Linked DNA regions of Homo sapiens: region 2 is linked to region 1. Evidence: chromatin loops called from intact Hi-C (ENCODE). Cell type or tissue: dorsolateral prefrontal cortex. All regions are shown on one strand. Each heading gives the region's core, and the rest is flanking DNA. Links, peaks and the distances in the headings are about the cores only.

What was found. Peaks named below come from ENCODE experiments on the same cell type or tissue, not always from the same donor. Only the 100,000 strongest peaks of a DNase experiment are listed, where the experiment ranks them.
Region 2: it touches region 1 in a loop (5-fold over the local background); 1 of 110 quality-filtered maps calls a loop at or near these places.

Annotation. Positions count from the first base shown.
Region 1 is chr9:72,599,913-72,604,312 of GRCh38, reverse strand. The region is part of intron 2 of TMC1 (transmembrane channel like 1); the gene reads right to left. Among named protein-coding and RNA genes, the nearest start is that of TMC1, 81 kb to the right of the region's middle. In dorsolateral prefrontal cortex, for the core only: no CTCF peak of the experiment used is centred there; no DNase peak of the experiment used is centred there.
Region 2 is chr9:72,701,396-72,705,795 of GRCh38, reverse strand. The region is part of intron 8 of TMC1 (transmembrane channel like 1); the gene reads right to left. Among named protein-coding and RNA genes, the nearest start is that of LINC01474, 170 kb to the left of the region's middle. RefSeq lists an enhancer at 1,902-2,021. In dorsolateral prefrontal cortex, for the core only: no CTCF peak of the experiment used is centred there; a DNase peak (open chromatin) is centred at 2,025; H3K27ac peaks cover 979 bases.

The sequences.
Region 1 (4,400 bases), core at 281-4,280:
ATGTAATGCTTTTTTGCAGTTATATTCAAGATTTTTAAGACCTTATGAACAAAAAAACAGTATTTATTTGAAATGTCTTCCATTGTGATAAATTGGCATTAAAGTTAAAAGCACATTAGGTATCAATGTTTTATCTTTGAGAATGAGATTATAATTACAGGAAATTTTATCACCAAGTGATGATAGCCTGTTCTCTCATTACAATCTGAGAAGATAACAGTGTTAAAACTAAATACAACACCAACATGGTGAAATCCCATCTCTACTAAAATACAAAAATTAGCCAGGCATGGTGGTGGGCACCTGCAATCTCAGCTACCTGGGAGGCTGAAGCAGGAGAATTGCTTGAACCCAGGAGGCAGAAGTTGCAATGAGCCAAGATTGTACCATTGCACTCCAGCCTGGGCAACAAGAGCGAAATTCCGTCTCAAAAAAGAAAAAAAAAAAAAAAAAAAAAAAAAAAACAGCCGGTCGCAGTGGCTCACACCTGTAATCCCAACACTTTGGGAAGCCAAGCCAGGTGGATCACGAGGTCAGGAAGTCAAGACTTGACCAGCCAACATGGTGAAACCCCGTCTCTACTAAAAATACAAAAACTAGCTGGACATGGTGGCGGGGGCCTGTAATCCCAGCTACTCAGCAGGCTGCGGCAGGAGAATTGCTTGAACCCAAAAGGCAGAGGTTGCAGTGAGCTGAAATCGCGCCACTGTGGGCAACAGAGCAAGATTTAAAAACAGCAACAACAACAACAACAACAACAACACTAAACTAAACTAAATGCAACATTGACACGGTAAGGTTCTCTAAGGAGATGAGCCTTCAGAACAGAGAAATCTGTCTGACAACATACCCATGAAAAATGCTCTGTGTATGTGTGCGTGTGGAGTGTGGTGTGTGTGTGTGTGTGTGTGTGTGTGTGTGTGTGTAGTGGGGAGAGAGAAGGAGTAAGTTAGTTTGCTGGACATGATACTCACATGGTTATGGGTAGGGAGAGCAGAATAGGCAAAGAGCCAGAAAACTAAGCAATAAAAAAGCCTTGGTGTGTGGTCAGGCATGAAGTTGTAGTTTGGGCCTTCAGTGACTCCGGCAATGAGTTAATAAGCCAATGAAGTATGTGTCCATTTGAGATGCTCAGAGGCCAAAGCACTTGAAACAAAGTGATTTACGTGACCAATTTCTCCTGAGTCAGGATGGTATTCTTGTTTCCCAAGATGCCTTAAATATTTATCAGAGCCATCTGTACTATTGAAAAAATAATCTCCACAAAGCTCTCAAGACCACCTCCATATACACAATACTGGTAAATGGCATTAAAATAAAATGAAAATAAAATGATCTATAGTGGGTGGTAATCTATCCTTCCTCCTACCACCTCCCAAAACTAAAAGCCATAAACTGAATAGTAGATGCTCTTTATTTTTGTTATGAGTCAGCAGGTTTGGCAATTTCTCTAAAGTCAGAAATATTCACTGGGGATGAAGTACATTTCTATCTAAAAATACAAATGTTTTTTCAAAGAACAGCATTCATCTCAGAAAAAGGCAATATTAGTCACAAAACACACCAACAAAATGTTCTCAGGGTTCCAAAGTCTCTGAACAGGTGTCATACTTGGGAAATAAAAATACACCAATAAGGGGCCGGGTGCAGTGGCTCACGCCTATAATCCCAACATTTTGGGAGGCCGAGGCGGATGGATCACTTGAGGTCAGGAGCTCGAGATCCACATGGCCAACATGGTGAAACCCCATCTCTACTAAAAATACAAAAATTAGCCAAGCATGGTAGCACATGCCTGTAGTCCCAGTTGCTCAGGAGGCTGAGGCAGGAGAATCGCTTGAACCTGGGAGGCAGAGGCTGCAGTGAGCTGAGATCATGCCACTGCACTCCAGCCTGGGTGACAGAGCAAGACCCTGTCTCAAAAAAAAAAAAAAAAAAAAAAAAAATCACCAATAGGAGAATCACAGCAAGTCATTCGCATATCAAATCTGGGTTCAATTCTTGCTCACCACTAATTGGCTGAGTGACCTGGAGTGTGTTGTCTTACTTTCTCAAGTCTCAGGCTCTTCATTTGTAATAATATTATACTAAAACCACCTGTGTCCTAGCATTGCCATGAGGATTAAACGAGCTACAACAAGTAAGGTCCAGGCTAAGCACATTTAATCCAAACATCTGAAATCTGAAATTCTCCAAAATCTGCAATTTTTTGAGCATTGACTTGACACCACAGTAGAAAATTCCACACCTGACCTCACGTGACAGGTGCACAAAATTATTTAAAATATTATATAAAATTACCTTCAGGCTATGTATACAAGGTGTATATGAAAAATAAATGAATTTTGTGTTTAGGCTTGGGTCCCATCCCTGAGATGTCTCATTAGATACATGCCAATATTTCAAAATCCAAAATAATCTGAAATCTGAAATACTTCTGGTCCCAAGAATTTTGGTTTTGGTTTTGTTTTCATTTGAGTCCTGCTCTGTGACCCACATTGGAGTGCAGTAGTGAGATCACAGCTCATTCTAACCTTGAAGGCCCAGGCGTGAGCAATTCTTCTGCCTCAGCCTCCCAAGTATATGAAACTACAGGAATGCACCACCATGCCAAGCTAATATGTTTTTTGTTTTGGTTTTTTTGGTTTTGTTTTGTTTTGTTTTGTTCGAGACAGGGTCTCACTCTGTCACCCAGACTGGAGTGCAGGAGCACGATCTCAGCTCACTACAACCTCCACCTCTTGGGTTCAAGCGATTCTCTGGCCTCAGCCTCCTGAGTAGCTGGGATTACAAGCGCCCACCACTACTGCCCAGCTAATTTTTGTGTTTTTAGTAGAGACGGGGTTTCACCATGTTGGCCAGGCTGGTCTTGAACTCCTGACTTCAAATGATCCACCTGCCTCAGCCTCCCAAAGTGCTGGGACTATAGGCATGAGCCACCGCACCTGGCCAATTTTTCAAATATTTTTTGTAGAGACAGGGTCTCACTATGTGGCCCAGGATAGTCTCAAACTCCTTGTTTCAAGTGATCCTCCTCCCTCAGCCTCCCAAGTAGCTGGGACTATAGGGATATGCCACCATGCCTGGCAATTTGTGTGTGTGTGTGTGTGTGTGTGTCTGTGTGTGTGTGTGTGTGTGTGTGTAGAAACAGTGTCTTGCTATGTTGCCTAGGTTGGTCCTAATCTCCTGGTCTCAAGCAATCCTCCTGCCTCAGCCTCCCAGAGTGCTGACATTACAGGAATAAGCCTCTGCACCCAGCTTGCCCCAAGCATTTTGGATAAGGGATATTCAACCTGTATTTGGAACACAGAAACTGCCTAACAAAAATTAGCTGTTATTATTTCAGAACAATATTTCTCAGTGTGTGGTCCCTGGACCAGCAGCCTCAGCATCCCCTGGGAACTTGTCAGAAATGCCAGTTCTCAGATTCCATGAAGTGAATCAGAAGCTCTGGGGGTGGAACCCAGACCTCTGTTTAACAAGCGCACATGATGATTCTGGTATGCACTGAACGAAGTTTGAGAACCACGCTCATAGGATATAGGGTAAAACAGGAAATAAATTTTAATATAATTTATCATTAAGAACTTTAATTTTTTATTTTAATTTTTTTCTTTTTTTAATTGGCTTATTTCTACAAGAAAATGGGGACTTTTTTGTAAATTACTAGAAAAAGAATTTCAGCAGTAGCTTGAGAACATTAGGATTTTTGTAGGATAACTCTTACCATCTTATTTTTCATTTTGCCAGATAGAATGCTTAACACCAAACGACCATATTCCAAGAGATCTATTATGAAACTGTGTTAATATATTTTGTAAAGCCAAAGATATGGTAGAAAAACTCATCTAAAAGAGGGAGAGCCCACAGTATTGGTGATAATCATGAGACTCTACACTTGAACACAGCCTAGTATTCACCAGTCTTACCTGTTTCCATACACAATCCTGTCACACTGGAGGATGTGTATATGCTGAATCAGCGACAAAGCTAGTATAGGCACGTGACACAGGATTTCCAAGTGTGCATTTTGTTGCTTGAGTATAGTCAGTAAGCTCTGTACACAGTTAAAGGTAAAGTTGCCATTTAGAACAAAATGAACCAAAGTGTATATTTTTGTTACTTCATCCTCCACATTGCTGCCATAGAGATTTTTCTAAAGTGCACTTGTAATCATGCCACCACTCAGCTTAAAAGACTTAAATGGCTTCCTTCCACCTGGCACACGAGGGCCCCGTCGACCTACTACATGGCCCTCATCCTACAATTACACAACCTCCACAAAGCCTTCCTTGACAGCCCACCTTCCATCACTAAGGACTTGGTTTCTCCTTCCTCTAAGCTTCCTGAGCACTGTGTTCATATCTCTTGCAGTAATTTTACATTGCATTATAATAGTT
Region 2 (4,400 bases), core at 109-4,108, 100 kb before region 1:
AAATCATTTTAAAATGGTGTCTATCCAAAAGCCAATTCCCTGCAAAAGTATACTTGGAGTGTTTCTGTATCCTAATTTGTAGACTCATGAAATGTTAGAACTGTCCCTTCTCCAAAATAAGTTTCTTTAAATATCCAGCTAAGTGGGTTTTTAAAACTGTTTTTTATTTTAATAGCCACAGAAGCATTCTTTCTTCCAATCAATGCTTTATATGGAAGTACACTGTGTAGAAGAGAGAAACCATAGGTCTGTTTTTGAAGCCGGCATTGTGGCCCAGTAGCTCTCCCTGCGACCTCTGCCTCCTTTGCCCTGATTTGATTTCACCAAACTGCTTGACTTTGGAGGATAGCAGTTTGAAGACCATGGTCCACAATCCAATTTATCTGTTTTATAAATGAATAAATGGAGGTTCAAAGAGAAGTTATAGGAAGCACTTAGCTCAAAGTCCAAGTCTCAATTTTCAGTCTAAAACCTATTCTACTGTAACAAAATAAGGTGGTTGCTTATTTAGGTTTAGTCATGAGCACTTTCAATCTACCACATATAATGTTCTGATACAGTTAAAAGTCTTAGGTTTCAAGACAAGTAATAAGTAGACCTGTTACTTTCTACCTGGGTATTTTATTTCACTTGTGGTGGCTGCTATCAGGTAAGTGCTGCGACCTCTTATAGGTAGGAAAGATCTAGTCATACAGCCTCTGAATTAAACCCATGAACAGCTTAAAAACAGATTATACTTAGTATTCTCATTAATGGATATTTTTAAATGATGTGATTAATAAAATATAGAAATTGACTTTCAAATAATTGGAAAATATGACACTGTTTCCCTTACCCCCCTCCAACTCCCTACACACACTCTTCCTCATTGTATAAATCATCTGTAGAGCTGAGTATTCTGTTTAGTGGAGCTTTCTGTCTCTCAGAATTGAAAACAGCAGCTTTCATTCTGACTATATATCAGTAATTTTTAGATCAAAAAATAAAAATATACATTTCTGGTCTGGGCCAGACACACCTGCCTTTCCACCAAGAGATTATCATTCAGTAGGTTTAAGGCTACAGGAATGTGTGAAATTGTATTGATATACAATAAAACATAGAATGAAAATCACAATTTCCACAGTGATGATGAAAAGGAGATGGCTTCCTTTCAGCTGTATAGAGCCAATTCTGCTATCTTGAAAATGCTGAACTCTAGCTCCTGAGCCATGTTTGAGGATTAATATGGATTCACAACCAATTCCTAGAGCTGCCTGCCTATGTAGCAACCACTTATATTAACCATCTTTTGATCCTAAGCCCTGAGTGTGCTCGGGTTCCTAATGGTAGATGCTCTTTAAAAATGTGGGAACTATCTCTGAGTCTCCCATAACACCCTCAGAACCATAAGTTGCCATTCCTGAGGCTTACTCTAAAATATATCTTAAAACCCTGACACTGTCTAAAATATCTTTTAGAAGTTTCAAAACTTTCTCCAAGTCCAGAACAAGAAGGCTTCGAACCCAGGCACAGATTCAAAGCTGTGATCAAAACATCTCTTTCAGTTACACTGAGCTTAGTATCTTGGGTTTCACAGACTTAGCCAGGAGCGATGATGCAGGCTAATTTGGGGAATATTAATAACATAATCCTTAGAAACACGCTCTCAAAGTTAGATGTCTCTGAAAGAAATAAAGGGTAGAGGGAAAGCTGCCTCACTCCCAAGCATTGGTGGCATTGGGGTAGAGAAACATTTACCTGCACGTTCTGTGAAGTACTGACCACTTGTTCTAATAATGTAGTTGGAATCTGGTGGGGAGAAGCTCAATAGAACATTCAAAAAAAGCTCAATAGAGCATTCAAAGAGAGATAAGTCAGGCACTTAAGTACCAACAACTTCATCACGGAGACTGAAACCAAAAGAATTAGGCTGGCCCCGGCCATGGCACCAGCTGGAACCCATAGGTGCGGCCACAAGGCAGAAACCACTTCTGGCCATGGAAAATCATCACCAGACTGTGAGCCTTGCTGACATGTGAGAAGCCACAGTTGTTTCTTTTCTGGGACTAAATTTGTGCTTCCATTCTGTGAGCTGACTTTGGCTTTGAAGATCTGAATCACCGTCTTGGTAACATGCCTAGCTTGTTCCCCAGCTGCACTGGTAGGAGGCAGCAAATCTGAATGTCTACAGGGTCCAGCCAAGCAGCATAAACAAGTAATATGGATTGTTTGAGAATGGTGCAAATTGAAAAAGGAATGCCCCATTAATAGAGGCCAGGTGCTTAGTCCTAGCTGTTACTGTGATGGAAGAATGTAGGACCAAATCTTCCACTTGTTCATGAAAAGCTGAACATCTGAATATTTTACTCCCACTTTTAAAAGATTGAGGCTGGGTGCAGTGGCTCATGCCTATAATCTCAGCACTTTGGGAGGCTGAGGTAGGAAGATGGCTTGAGGCCAGGAGTTCGAGATCAGCCTGGGCGACATAGTAAGACCCCATCCCTACACAAAAAGAAAAAATTAGCCAAACATGGTAGTGTGCACATATAGTCCCAGGTACGTGGTAGACTGAGGCAGAAGGATCCCTTGCTCCCAGGAGATTGAGGCTGCAGTGAGCTAAGATAGCACCACTGCACTCCAGCATGGGCAACAGAGTTAAGACCCTGTCTCGAGAAAAAAAAAGTAATTTAAATTTTTAAAAATATTGAAAAAAATTATGATAAAGAAAATCGATTTCATGGTTAAAATGGTGAATTTTGTATTGTATATATTGCCACGGTTAAAAAAAATAAAAGAAAAAGAAACAAAACACATGTGGGCCAAATAAAAAAACCTATGTCTAGATTAGAGTCAGGTGCGGTCTCCTTATTGTCAGTGTCTGCTTTCGTACTAAGGGCTCGTATTGTCCTTCTTTCCAATGCTAATGCCTATCTCTCCCCATTGCTAAAATTTGCTTAACTCTTGGACTCCAGACCAAGGCCTGAGACCTTGAAATCTGCCACAGAACTATGGCTATGTTTTAGAAGATCTGAGAACGGTCTGGTCCTGGATTTTGCTAAATTGTCAAATGCCTTACTTCCTTCTGTTGCATCCTCAAAATCTTATTGTTTATCCAAACTGGTACCAATGTGTCACCATCCCACAAGGCTTCTGGGGTCTGATTGTGACTAGGTCTGCTCCCACCTAGACTTGCCAGGTCCCAAATTCTCTCCATCTCTCTTGTCACCCTTCAGGAATTGGGCATCAAGTCTGTTCTGAGATGAAGTAATAACTACAACTTAGGTTTCCCAGCTATGTGCCAAGTTCTGGCAACATGTTTTACATAAATTATCTCATTTTATAATTCCAAAAACTCTGTCAATAAGGTACAATTTCATAAGGAACCTGAGTTGTGTAGAGAGACTACACAACTCGATCAAATGTGCACAGCTATTAAATGGAAGATCTGAGATCCTAACTCAAATCTGAAGCTGCTGTCTCCTCCACGATCCTGCACGAGAGATACGGGCAAAGACCAGGGGGGTATTTCTACACCTCCATGCAGTTGGAAAGGAAAGGTAGTCCTTGGAATTTTTATTCAATCATATATTTTGGAAGTTCACAATATTGCTCCAATTTTAAACTTTCTATATATAGTTATCTGAAGTTCCCAAGTTTGGGGACTTTATGGGTCATTAATATTTCAAATATATTTGAGAGGCCCACATAGGGTTGCCAAACTTCTATTTTGCCAGGTAAGAATATTTTTAAAACCTATAATTTAGCATCATTATCACTTCGCTAAATGAAAATTATTTTAATGTACAGACACATGAGCATGCATACACAAAATTTGTAGCTCTGTGGAACGTAGGATGCTGCTTGCCTTTGCCTTCATTTATGATGGATGTGTACATGAGCATGCAAAGGGAGTTCCCAGACTGCAATTTTGTGGTGTTGCAAAAGTTTTCTGGGAAAACCATTGTTTAGAACTTGGAAAACCTTACTCTACAAAACAAAACAAAAATACTATAAATGATGGCTACGCTTCAAGCGCACAGAGAAGATATAGAATATCTTTCTTTATTTTGGATATGAGGTAACTAAGGCTTCAGGAGATTAAGCGATACCTTTAAATAGCACACAAGCTCTTGCAGAACCAAGACTAGAAGTGAATTATCCTGATAGCTATTTCAGTTCTTGTTTTCATCATCAGAGACAATAATACTATACTATCATTTTTACAGCATTACTAGTTAAATAGGCTTGTGAAGGGATAGTTTTTAAAACTTACTACTATTTATAAAAATGATTTATGGAAGAATGCAATCTTTGGCAAAACTAGGAGATGCAAACATGGCTGTTATCACAAACAGTTTCCCTTTTCCCTGCCCTTTCCTCCTCTCCCAACCACCAGGGCAGGGAAATATAGTGTGATC